Linked DNA regions of Mus musculus: region 2 is linked to region 1. Evidence: chromatin contacts called from ENCODE Hi-C or POLR2A ChIA-PET data. All regions are on one chromosome and are shown on one strand. Each heading gives the region's core, a stretch centred on a gene start or an enhancer-like site at or near the end of the contact. The rest is flanking DNA. Distances are from core to core; before and after follow the strand shown.

Evidence for each region. A loop is a pair of places that touch in the nucleus more often than their neighbours do. ChIA-PET counts read pairs that join two places held with the same protein, here RNA polymerase II (POLR2A).
Region 2: a loop to region 1 is called in a map of Patski, with 2.9 times the contacts of the local background. The contact joins the enhancer-like site here to the promoter of Bmp6 in region 1. A Hi-C loop is called at or near these places in 1 of 37 maps with a recorded cell type or tissue (Patski). POLR2A ChIA-PET finds 5 or more read pairs at or near these places in 1 of 5 experiments (Patski).

What each region holds. Positions count from the first base shown.
Region 1 is chr13:38,343,090-38,349,075 of GRCm38, forward strand. It overlaps Bmp6 (bone morphogenetic protein 6), which reads left to right and starts at 2,627. Exons shown (of 7, transcript NM_007556.3): 1 at 2,627-3,498. The coding sequence starts at 2,844. Gm47990 (a long non-coding RNA gene) reads left to right here. Exons shown (of 2, transcript XR_003950672.1): 2 at 790-1,034.
Region 2 is chr13:38,447,648-38,453,633 of GRCm38, forward strand. The region is part of intron 1 of Bmp6 (bone morphogenetic protein 6); the gene reads left to right. Among named protein-coding and RNA genes, the nearest start is that of 4930579J19Rik, 11 kb to the right of the region's middle. Within about 2 kb of position 2,949, at least 1 of the 3 ENCODE cell types and tissues checked has a DNase peak (open chromatin) inside an H3K27ac peak, as active enhancers do.

The DNA.
Region 1 (5,986 bases), core at 1,377-3,876:
GAACTAGGTGGGCCCAAGTGCTTGGCTGCCTGCTTCCTGTAAATATGGCATGTCCAGGTTGAGAGTGCACCATAGACATGCAGAACACATCTCTTGTGACCTTTGGCTGAATGTCACTGACCTTATGACATCTTACCTCACATTTTTTGGGGGGGGGGGCTTCCTCAGACTCTCATACTCACCACCTGAAGACACCCCCCAAACACCCCCTTATTTTAGCACTATTCTTTGAGAACAGAATTCCTCTTGGTAGGGGTGGGGAGTCTGTGACAGGCCTGAGTTAGAGATGCTGTTAAGGACTGTGGTTGATAATACTTCACTACATGTCATTTTAGACTCACGCCACAAGGGGGGGGGAACCCTACAGAGGGGGCAGTAGTGTAGCCCTACATGTCTGTTCTTCACTAGGCTCATTTTCACAGAGTCATATACCCCAAATGAGTCACAAGCTCGCTTTTTAAAAAAAGATTTATTTATTTATTTATTATATGTAAATACACTGTAGCTGTCCTCAGACACTCCAGAAGAGGGAGTCAGATCTCGTTATGGATGGTTGTGAGCCACCATGTGGTTGCTGGGATTTGAACTCCTGACCTTCGGAAGAGCAGTCAGGTGCTCTTACCCAATGAGCCATCTCACCAGCCCACAAGCCCACTTTTGTGTTTTAAATGGCACTCCCTAATGGAGTACCTTTAGGGCTTAGTTTGTTTTTCTATTTTTACAGATTCCAGTGTTGTCTTCACTGCCCTTATAATTTGCGCTTCTTTTATTCCGCATGTGTCTTGTCAGACCTCTTACAAAGAAGATGTGGCTGAGTGTGTGCAAGGAGGAGGCCCCCAGCTTGAAGCTCATGAGTACTTGTTGTGACTTCAGATCTTCTGAGTGGAGTTCCTGGCCTCTCTAGCAGCACAGCAGTGACTTCATACTTGTACAGTGTCCTGGACAGAAGAAACGGTGCACGCTTTTGATGTCTCTAGCATCCTAGCAACAATTATCTAAAATGTTTCAGACCCCATAAACCAATACTGAAAGTGGGTGGCTTATTTTCTTTCCTAATCCTTCCATTCTTGTCAGGTGAAAGACTCACATGTTTAAAGGGCATTTGCTTCTACCATCTAGAGATGAGTGGCCATTTGAGCCATGAATTGACATGTTTATTGGTAGAAGGCAGTGTTGGGAGTGGTCCCAGTTTGTTCAAGGATAGAAGCAACCTGTGTTGAGGGCCCTGTTTATTATCCTGGCTATTTTCTATACTTTCCAGGCTTCTGCCCTGGCTGAAGGCCATCTTTACCACCGTCTTTACGTTTTACCTGGAACGGTGTGTCTAATAATTGCATTTCAGCTCATTAAGATGCAATTGCCAACGGCAACTGCATTGAGAGACTAGCAAGAGGATGGGGAAGGCTTTCCTCGTAACACTAGCAGATCGTAACCCCTTTCGTTTGGGTTGTAGTTTAAGAACTCAAATGCAGCCCAAACGAAGAAATAAATTGAAATATCCGACTGGAAACCTCCAGGACTCTGGTTTGGCTTGTCCTGCCCTCTTTGCAGCTAGTGTGTGAGCAGCTTCCTCGCAGGGTGTGTCTTAACTTACAGCAGCTGCCTTTGAGAGCCACGTGTCTGCTAAACGCCTACATTCCATCAATAAGAGAAACTGAGCAGAGAAGGAGAAAACTGTCATACTATTTTCTCCTTCGGTAACGGCATGGATTAAATAGCTGTGTTTGCTTTTATTTAGCAGAGGAAGAAGAAAGTTTAGATCGGGGTCGTGATCGGATCTGTCTTCCTAGCAATGACCTCTTTGCCTTTCTTACCCGCCCAAGCAACTCCTGATGCCTCCAAGAATTCTGTGTGCTAGAAACCTACGCTCGCTAGGCAGAGGCAAGGCCCTGGGAGAAGGGAGGGTGAAAGAAGGGGGTGGGCCTATGTAAATAGCCCGCAAGAGTCACCTCTCCATTGGCTGGTAGCCTGTCCGTTACCGAGTAGGGCAGGGCGTTCCTGGGCTTGAGTGCGGTACCTGAGCGAGACGCGCAGCAGAAAGCCCACGTTGGCGGCGGCCGGGAGCGCAGTGCGCAGAGGCGGGAGACTGCGAATCCCCGAGCCGACGCCGCAGCCTGCGTTCCGAGTTCCGCTCCTCGTCTCTCTCATCGCCTCGGAGAGCGGGATCCTCCGGGCACCCGAGAGACTGCCGAGAGGAAAGCTAGATCGTGGCCGCCTCCACTTGGGGAGGCGCGCGGAGATTCCGAGGGGGAGAGACGGTGCCCGAAGGCGGAGGGGCGCTGAGTTTCGGACCAGAGGGAAGTTAAAACCGCGCGGAGAAAATTGGCTTTTTAGGACGCAGGGACGCCACAGCCTGGGACCCACAGGGGAGTAAACTTCACGACTGTCCTACAAGCCAGGAGAGGCGTGCGAGGGGATGGTGCCCGGCATCGCCTCCACCTCTTGATCTGTCGTCTCCGGCCCCCCTCGGCCAGCCGCCTCTGAGGGTTCAGGGCAGCGCACGTGTGCAGACTGCGAGTGACCGTGCCGTGACCCGCCCGGGGACGCCGGCTGCAGCGCAGTCCTGCCTAGGACACACCTGGCTCACTCAGCCCGTGCGCCTCCAGAGACCTGCGGGAGAGTGGAGGATCCTGGCCGTCGCCCCGTCGTCTCTTCTCCACCCGGGCTTCTGGGGGCGCCGCGGATGACCATGAGAGATAAGGACTGAGTGCCAGGACCGGGAAGAGAGCCCGCCGAGAGGTGGCGGGGGCTGCCCACTCCGAGGGCCACAGCCTCCGCGCTCCGGCCTCGCTCCGCCGCTCGACGCCTCGCGGGCCCCGCGGGGGCAGCCGGGCTGGGCGGCGATGCCCGGGCTGGGGCGGAGGGCGCAGTGGCTGTGCTGGTGGTGGGGGTTGCTGTGCAGCTGCGGCCCCCCGCCACTGCGGCCCCCTCTGCCGGTAGCCGCGGCCGCCGCCGGGGGGCAGCTGCTGGGAGCCGGCGGGAGCCCGGTGCGCGCTGAGCAGCCACCGCCACAGTCCTCTTCTTCGGGCTTCCTCTATCGGCGGCTCAAGACCCACGAGAAGCGGGAGATGCAAAAGGAGATCCTGTCGGTGCTGGGGCTCCCGCACAGGCCGCGGCCCCTGCACGGTCTCCAGCAGCCTCAGCCCCCGGTGCTCCCGCCACAGCAGCAGCAGCAGCAGCAGCAGCAGCAGACGGCCCGCGAGGAGCCCCCTCCAGGGCGGCTGAAGTCCGCTCCACTCTTCATGCTGGATCTCTACAACGCCCTGTCCAATGACGACGAAGAGGATGGGGCATCGGAGGGTGTGGGGCAAGAGCCTGGGTCCCACGGAGGGGCCAGCTCGTCCCAGCTCAGGCAGCCGTCTCCCGGCGCTGCACACTCCTTGAACCGCAAGAGTCTCCTGGCCCCGGGACCCGGTGGCGGTGCGTCCCCACTGACTAGCGCGCAGGACAGCGCTTTCCTCAACGACGCGGACATGGTCATGAGCTTTGTGAACCTGGGTAAGGATTTTGGGGGTAGCATCGCGCGGAGGGTAGATCCCTCCTTTGCAGTCTCCTGGGCTCAGGTGGTGGGAAGAGGTGGAGGAGCGCGCGCGTGCGCGCGCGGCGGGGATGTGGGACAGCTGGTGCTCCGGACACCTGCGCGGCCGAGTGCTCGCCTGCGCTCCGCTGCAATGGGAGGAGCTGGAACACGCAGAGGTGCCCGCAGAGGTTGTCTTTTTCGGGGAACATGGGGCACTTTTCCCTGTATTCTTATTTCTGACGAGCTCGGGCCACTTCAACGCAAATGAGTTTGGCCAAGGTTCCTAAGAATAAGGTCCTCTGCACTCTTTCCCCTCTGAACTGTCCTCCATTGCCCCCTGGACGTTCGGAGTGCCGCTTTACCCATAGTGACCGTCAGGGAATCCCCCAGCAGTTGAGAACTCCGAGAACCTGATCTGAATGCTTTAGAGAGATTCACAGGTGTTGAGGAAGGAGGGCTTCGGTGGCTGAGGAAGGTCCCACCAGGACCTTGGAAGGTGTGCCAATCCCCGCCAGGCGGGGCTTGCGTCAGTATGGGGCGAGATTCCAGCGCAATTGGGGTAATCCACCCAGTGCCTGCGCTCTCATGCCCTTGGCCATTGTCCCAAAAGGTTGACCCTTCAATCAATGCTGTCCAAGCTCCTGGGGGCAGAGAAAGGGTGCGGGGGTAGGGGCCAGGGTTGGCCGCTGAGCTCTACTGAACTCCGTTGCCAGGCAACAGAATGGAAAGTCGAGGGCGGCTAAATTGGGCTCTGCCACTAATGTTCTGTGGCAAACCCAGACAGAGTCACGTCCCCCCCTCCCCGAAGTTTTCTCTCATCTGTAAACAGAAAAGGGAGGTGGGGTAAGAAAGACTGCGGAGTCAGTGCTTCTGAACCTTGCTAGTTTTTATTCATAAACTTAGTATAGAGCAAGGATGTAGGAGGCACGTCCCTAGTGGGTAGACCTGGGGAAGTAGACACACCCAGAGTGGCTGCAGCCGCCCCTGGGTTTCTGTGAGGCTTTTTCTCCCTGGGGGAGACCCATGCCTGTGCCCAGGTCTCAGAAAGGGTTAGCATGAGCTTGCCAAAAGGCCTATCAGAGCCGTCCATCTTCTTCAAGCCAGGAGTGATGACCCAGTGTTAAGTATCTAATTTAGTTCTTTGCGAGTGTATCTAGGATCCTTAGTTCCGCCTAGGTGGAGTCCAGTGAGAGAGAGAGAAAAAAACGAAATAAGAGTAGCAAGCTAATGGAGCAGGCAAGTGTGGAGGCAGAATGACCAGTATCCAGGCAGTGCTGAAACCCTCCTGGGAAATTCATGAAACTCGAGTCTCACAGTGAGTGGAGGCTCAGGGCCTGCCAACCGGGCTACTTGCACCACCAGGGGATCTGATTGGACAAGAATTCTCACAGTGTATTGGAATCAAGGCTGAGCTACCTCCAGGAAGCATTCTAAGGAAATTGTCTCTCATGTCACTCAGTGAAACTTGCTGATGATGGGGTGGTCAGGGCTTCCGAGGACCATGATTGTTCTTATTGTAGCATGGGCTGATTCTTTTCATTTCCTAGGCCTCAGCCCTGGCTGACCTTCGTGTCACTTTGGGCCTAAAAAGTTCTTGGGTGCTGGGACTGGCCCTCTTCAAACCCAGAGATTGGCAGAATCCTGTGGGTGAGCTCAGACAGATTTTAATTTTTTAAAAGTTCCTTAGATTTTTTTTTTAAGTGTGCTACCATGGTGAAGATGTCTGAAGAAAGCATCATTCATCGTCTCTGGAAGAAAAAACAAACAAACAACAAAAACAAAACAAAACAAAGAAAACCAAATCAACCCCGAAGACTTCCGAATGCTGTGGCACATTAGAATAATATGTGGGCTTTTAGGAATCCCCGGTGGCAACTCCATTTCAGTCCAGTCAGCACGTGGCGGTTTGGGCAGAGTTCAGAAACACTATTTTTTTTAAAGTGCTGTCCCAGTGATTCTACAGTGCAGAAACCATTATTTTTGATTGTAATTGAAATGTAAAGATCTGGTTTGAGGCAGGTGTGTGTGTGTGTGTGTGTGTGTGTGTGTGTGTGTGTGTGTGGTGACTTTCAGATTCCTCTCTTTCTTTGCTTTTCTGACCTTCTGTGGTGTACAAGTGCACACAGCTTCTGAGTCACACTGTTTGAAGCTGGTTGCCAACTCATTTTGTTATGGCTATGTAGTTTAGCATCATATCTCCCTAGGTATGTTTTTAACTCCCCTCCCCCCACTTTCCTTCCCTCCTTCTCTCCCTTCCTTCCCCCTCTTTTCCTCTACCCCTTCTCTTTCCCTCCCTCTCTCCCTGCCTCCTCCCTCCCTCTCTCCCTCCACCCTCCTTCTTTCCCTCCCTCCAACCTCCATCCATCCATCCTCCCTCCCCTTCCCTTTCTCCCTCCCTCCCTCCCTCTCCCTTTCCTCCCTCCCTCCCTCCTCCTTCCCTTTCCTTCCTCCCTCCCTCCCTCCCCC
Region 2 (5,986 bases), core at 1,699-4,198, 100 kb after region 1:
CCAGGCTGTGCTGGGTTTGTTTGTTCCAGCAACTCCGAGGCTGCCCCCGCCTCTCCTTTCTAGCAGTGGTCCATTTTAAGGTTTCTAAGTCTGAAATGACCCAGTGTGGCCATCCTGTTCAACATTCTCTTGTGCCTCTAGTTCCCTTTTAGATCCTCCCAGACCACTGGCTTTCTTCTTCCACAGAAGTGTTCTAAATTTAGGGACTGCATCTATTGCTGTGATGAGTCTCTTAAGAAAATTAAAGTTCAGATCTACTTTATTTTTAATGTGTATGTATGTTTGTCTCTGTGTATATACATGGGCACATGTATGTGGGTGCCCTTGAAGGCCAGGGGAGGGTGTTTATCCCCTGGAGCTAGAGCTACATGCCTTTGTGAGTGGTCCATTGTGGTTGCTGGGAATCGAACTTTACTCCTCCACAAGAGCAGCAAGCCCTCTTACCCGCAGAGTATCCCCCTTACCCCCTGCCCAGTGATGAGTCTTGCCTGGCATTTTCCTGAATGTCTGTGGGGCTCACCTGTAGGAGATGATGCTGATTAAGTATCACCTCTGCTGGGCTCCAAGATGGGTAGGGAAGACAGGAGTTACTCATTTATGCAGGATTGTGCTTCATATAGCGCCCCCCCCATGCTTCTGTGTGCCTTATCCTCACTTAAACCTTGGCTGTTAGAGGCAGGGGTCTCTTTTTGGCAACCGACATTTAAAAAAAAAAAAGGTTCAACAAATTGTTACCTAGCAACCGTGTTCCTCAAATAATGCTATATTTGGGTATGAACATGCACTACACAGACAAGTTGTGATGACAATCTTGATACCGTTGTGGTTGGCTACAGGGAGATCTGGACCTGTTGACACACCCAAATCTCCCAGGAGTCCTCCCAGGACACATCTCCTAGGTAGTGAATGGCAGAGTATCTCTCCCTGTGGCCATGGAGAAGTTTCTAGAAAGCTCTCTCTCTTCCTCTCTAATATTTCCTTTTGACAGACTTGCATCATCCTTTTTTTCTGACTAATAGTGGGAAGGGTGGGTTGGTGTAGGACCTTGGACTTCATTTCAAGGACACTGGGGAAAGAATTTTTGGGAAGCCTTGTCTGCAGGCTCGACTGAATGGCAGGGCAGGATTCAGCCTGTGCTTGGTGTCCTTAGAAGCCCAGTAATGGCCTTTTGAGTTTATTTCTTGGGCAGACATGAGCTACGTGGAGTGTGATTCGAGATTGCGAAGGTTGTTTGTTAGCACGTCTGGTAGGTATTAAGTGCTCTGAAAATGTTTGTTGCTTTGATGAGTTCTGGTCAAATGTGGAGAGGCAGTGTGTCCTGGAGCAGGCTGAGGGCAGTTCTTTCCCACGTTGAGTCACAGTGCACTTTCAGGGAGGCTTCCCAAGGAAGCTGGGAGGGAGAAGATGAAGGAGGAAGGCCCTTCACTAAGACTTTGAGATTGCTTCACCATCTGTGGAGGTGGGTGACGCCTCCCTGGGGGTCTCTAGTCATCACCATTGGGGCACCCGGACTTTTGCGTCCTGACAAAGACAAGGCTCAATCCATTTTTGCCCCCCAAGTTTCCCTTTGCCTGAATGCAGTGAATTGAAGACAAAGGGGTTTTCCATCGTGTTGTTTGAAGGGCATAGAGCTTCATGTAGCCACATAGCTGAGGCTCTTTGAGATTAAATGTCAGCCTGTCCAAGAAAATAGACCCCAGCTTTAAGTTTTGTTTCCATTGGCATTTTGTTTGAGGCCATAAAAACCAATGGTAAAGTGACAACACAGACAAGAAAGTCACACAGGCGTTCCGAAATCTCGTTTTGCTTGCTCTGTACTTTCTGGCTTAGCCCTGCCTAATCATACGAGGTCTCCAGCATAGCAAGGCGGGGGAAGGCAGGTGATGTAGGTCTTGAGACTACACAGTCAGCAACGTCTGGGGTTGGTGGACCATAGTGTTGCCGTCCCATACAACACTCCCTCTCTGTGGCCAAGCCTGGGCGGGTGGGTTCCTCTTTGGTTCAAAAGGGAGCTCTCAAAAGCCAGCCTGTCCCTCCTTACTCCGTCAGTCAGGTCCTTCCATCCCAGTCAAATCCTTTCCAGAATAGGCGCCATGCTTGCTTTCTTGTGTTCTCCATCTTGGGCAGATTATTCCCAGCTGTTTTCTTGGGTTCCCCATGGTACCACGGGGAGCCATGTCTACCTGGAGAGGCTCTCCCAACACCTTTTGCCAACCTAGATTTGAGTTCCCCAATGGCAAACTGTCCTTTGCCGTTTATTCCGTCCTGGGTTCTTCTTGTCAGCTTCCGAGAAGAGAGACCATTAGTTGCTGGTTGCTGTTTCGTTGCTTTGGTAAAAGAATTGGTGGGAAATATAGTTGGTTGACGACGGTTTGCATAATTGCTGGTGACTTATTCCCGCCCACCTTTTACCTTGCTTCTTGCTGATACCAGACAGAAAGAGACAAGTCAAGGCAAAGTGCCAGCCGTGTGGGCATCAAGATGTGACACCCCATTGTACCAAGTGTACATTGTTGTGTTTTGTAAAAAGATAAGAGAGGATCCAGGGAGATGTTTGGTTGAGGGCGCAGTCTGGTGTGGGGGGAGGGGGTCCCTCTGTGGGCCCATGCTGAGGCAACCCTTTCCTTGAGGTACCAGCCAAGATGCAGTACCAACACACCTCATTTGTAAATATGAAGTTAGGGTGATCGTACGCTGATGAGGAGTGGGCTCTAATCTGTGTGATTGTATGCCTTTACTGCGTGGCTGATGCCTTTTGTTGGTACAGTACATTCTTCCCAGGCGCATGCTTGGCGCATGCTCATTGATATCCTCAACAACCCCGCCTCCTTCCTCCTACATCACCTCTCACCCTTTTATATTCAGTGTTGGGGAGAGATCTCAGGTCTTCCACATGTTCCCCGCAGCAAGTGCTCTGCCACTGAGTTACCCAATCCCCCCCAGCCCTGCCTGTCCCCTTTCCGCTCTGTGGACGTTGGCTCTTTATTATCTCAGAGCTCTGGTGAGGCTGGAATGTTGCTCTCAAGAAACCCCCAGGTCAAAAGTCAAGTCCGAGATGCTTGCTGCCCTCGGCCTATCTTTACTGTTCTGCTCCGCTCACTCCTGCAAACCTGCGGAAATGCCTGCTTGCTGATCTCATCCTCCTGTGATCTGAGACCTTGTGACTTAGCCAGGGGGAGGTGGGGAGCCACCCACCCTGTGGACCCTCTCCTATGGGCGAGGACCTGCTGTGCTTCTGGGAAAACAGAATGTCAAGTGAACAGTTTAGCTTGGACCGGGTCCGGAGGCAAATCGGTCACTTCACACGGGGATCCTCTGTCCATTGTGTGGTCAGGAGGGGAAAAAAAAAAAAAAAAAAAACCCGAAGTGAATCACCAGAGCGAAGAATGCGCCGTCTGGTGTGGGCCGCAATAATAAAGTATAATGTTTTGAATTAGAGCAGAGAGGGAGAAACTGAGAAACCTTTGGCTGGCCACTTTGTTGTTCCCATTGTTCTGCTCTGCTCCCCTCCCCTCAGATATAGGCTTGGATAAGAATGCACTTCTCCAGCCTGGTTTTTTCCTAAGCTCAATCCTGAAGTGACATGGCAAAGTCATGTTAGACATGGGCATTATTGAGGAGCAGCAGATCCAAAAGTCACATTTCACCAACGGCCCCGGGAAGCTGAGATGAGACACTGTGAGAGAACAGGCTTCAACTCAACCCAGAGCGTATTTTCCTTACCCCACGTTAATTAGTAAATCAAAACCAAATGAAAAACTATAAATAAGAGCCTGCCACTAATCTGTCACACTTGAAAGGTTCCCAGATTAATTTTTCTTCCTGGCTCTATGTTACTGATCGTGGTCGCCCTGTAGGAGGGAAAGGATTCCCAAATGCCTTGGTAGGCTGGCATCTCTGGGGGCCTCAGGAATAGGACAGCTTTACAATAGCATTGCTCTGGTCAGGACTACCTGGTTAGCTGAGAGGTTACGTTTCTCTTGAGACAGCAAAGTGGAAGCGACAGGCTGTGGATTTTTCTCTCCTCCAGCGTTCTGGGGTGTTCTCTGTCTTGTCTGTTTCCAGTCAGATAGTCTCACACTTGGCCCCAGTGAGTTTGTATGAGTTTGGCCAAGCAGAGAATGTTACCTTTTCAAGTACATTGAGAATCCAACAGGGCTGCACAGAAGCAGCTCAACTGAGTCTTGGGGACTTGGGGGGGGGGGGGGGGAAGTACAGAAAAGGCAAGCCATTCTCTTGGAGCCATGTTGGGAGAAACATTTTGTTAATGTTTTTGCAGGGGCCTGGGATCCAAGTTTTGTCTATTAAAGGAAAGGAGAGGCCCTGGTCTGTTTGTATGCAGATCGCATAGCTGGACTAGGAAGCTCTTTGCACCGCCATGGTGGTGTCTTTTCATTCCATGGTGGTGTCTTTTCATTCTTGGGTTTAGAGCCCACACCCACACACCCCCACCCAGGCATCAACACACAACCCTGTGAAGACCTTCACCATCATCTCATGATGCCTTGGCTTTTAGTTTGGCTGGAAAATATTCCCGTGTGTGAGCTTGCTGTTGTCAGGCCAGCCTGTGCTTGAGAAATGCAGTCCTGCTGCCTTTGGGGGTGTCGTCCCCTCACTGGACAAATGCACACTGCTACCTGCTACAGGCTGCGGAGGGACACGAGCCAGCAAGGGCAGGCACACACTGGAAGATCTAGTCAAACTAAAGGCCACCAGGTGATGGCACCAGGTGACGAGGGTCTTAATGGGTTGTGTGTTGATGCCTCGAGTTGTGAACCTGAGAATGAAAGGACGCCACACTGTGGATGCAGACAGCTACCCAGCACAGCCTGCTAGGAGCATCTAGGAGGGCACTTGAACCAGATGGGACAAAACAGAACTCCACATCCTTACCCGCCTCGCCTCTGAGACACCTGCGTTTTCTTTTTTCCCTCGCCACTGGCCTGTTACAGGGACGAAGCTTGAGGAGGGCTGTGTACAGGTGGCTCTGGCTAGGTATATGTGCTAGGCTGCCCTGTGCCAACCACCCTCGGGAGAAGTTGGAAAGGACCATGAGAAAGGACTCTACCCACATCGCTGTGCTTGGCACACTGAGTGCTGTGCCACGGAGTATAATAGGTTATCAGATGTGGTGTAATTTGATAGGAATATGAGCCTTGGTGACCTTGGGAACTGAAGCAGGGGACTAGCCTGTTGGTTATTTTTTTATTTTTATTTATTTATTTTTTTTTACTTTCAAAACTTTAATGTTTCATTGAAGCAAATAGCTCCATTGTTATGGTTAAGTCCACTGTGGCAAAAGCAAGGATTTAATGTTTTAGGGCTTTTTTGTTGTTGTTGTGGGTTTTTTTGTTTTTTTGTTTTTTTGTTTTTTTGTTTTTTGCCACCCAGTTTTAGCAGCAGTTGCCCCAATCCAGCATAGTTGAACTTCAATTACTTAGGAGATGATTTTCCAGTTTGAAGGCTTTTATTTTTGCCTCTCCTAGACTTTTTCCTGGAAGCAGTAAAAAGGTATTGGTCAGATAAGCAGATGTTAACACAGTCCCTGGTGGTAGAGAGTCTGCTAAACAAGGCTCACAATGAAAGAAACGGTTGTGTTTTCTAGTGGTCCCAGGAGCAGGTCTGTTGACTATGTTTTGCAACAAAATGTCTTGTCACTTTTCCCACCTCATCTCAAGAGGCTTCCTCACCAAAGAGTAAACAGAGGCAAATCCACTAAAAAGGAATTTTGAAGCCATAGTCCAATACATGATAAAATAACAAAACCCTGTCTAGTTTTTTTATGGCCACCTCGAGAGACTGAGAATGGTTAAACCATTTGGACCCAGCTAGAAAGGAGTGCTGTGATTCTCACACCATCTGCCTACCCATATCTTCTGCACACTAGGCTACTTACTGATGTTCAAAAGAGCACACAGAAGTCATTTGATGAGGGTTCCTGGATTTTGCACTTGGCCAGGGTTTGTTCTGGCAAGAAGTGCCCTCT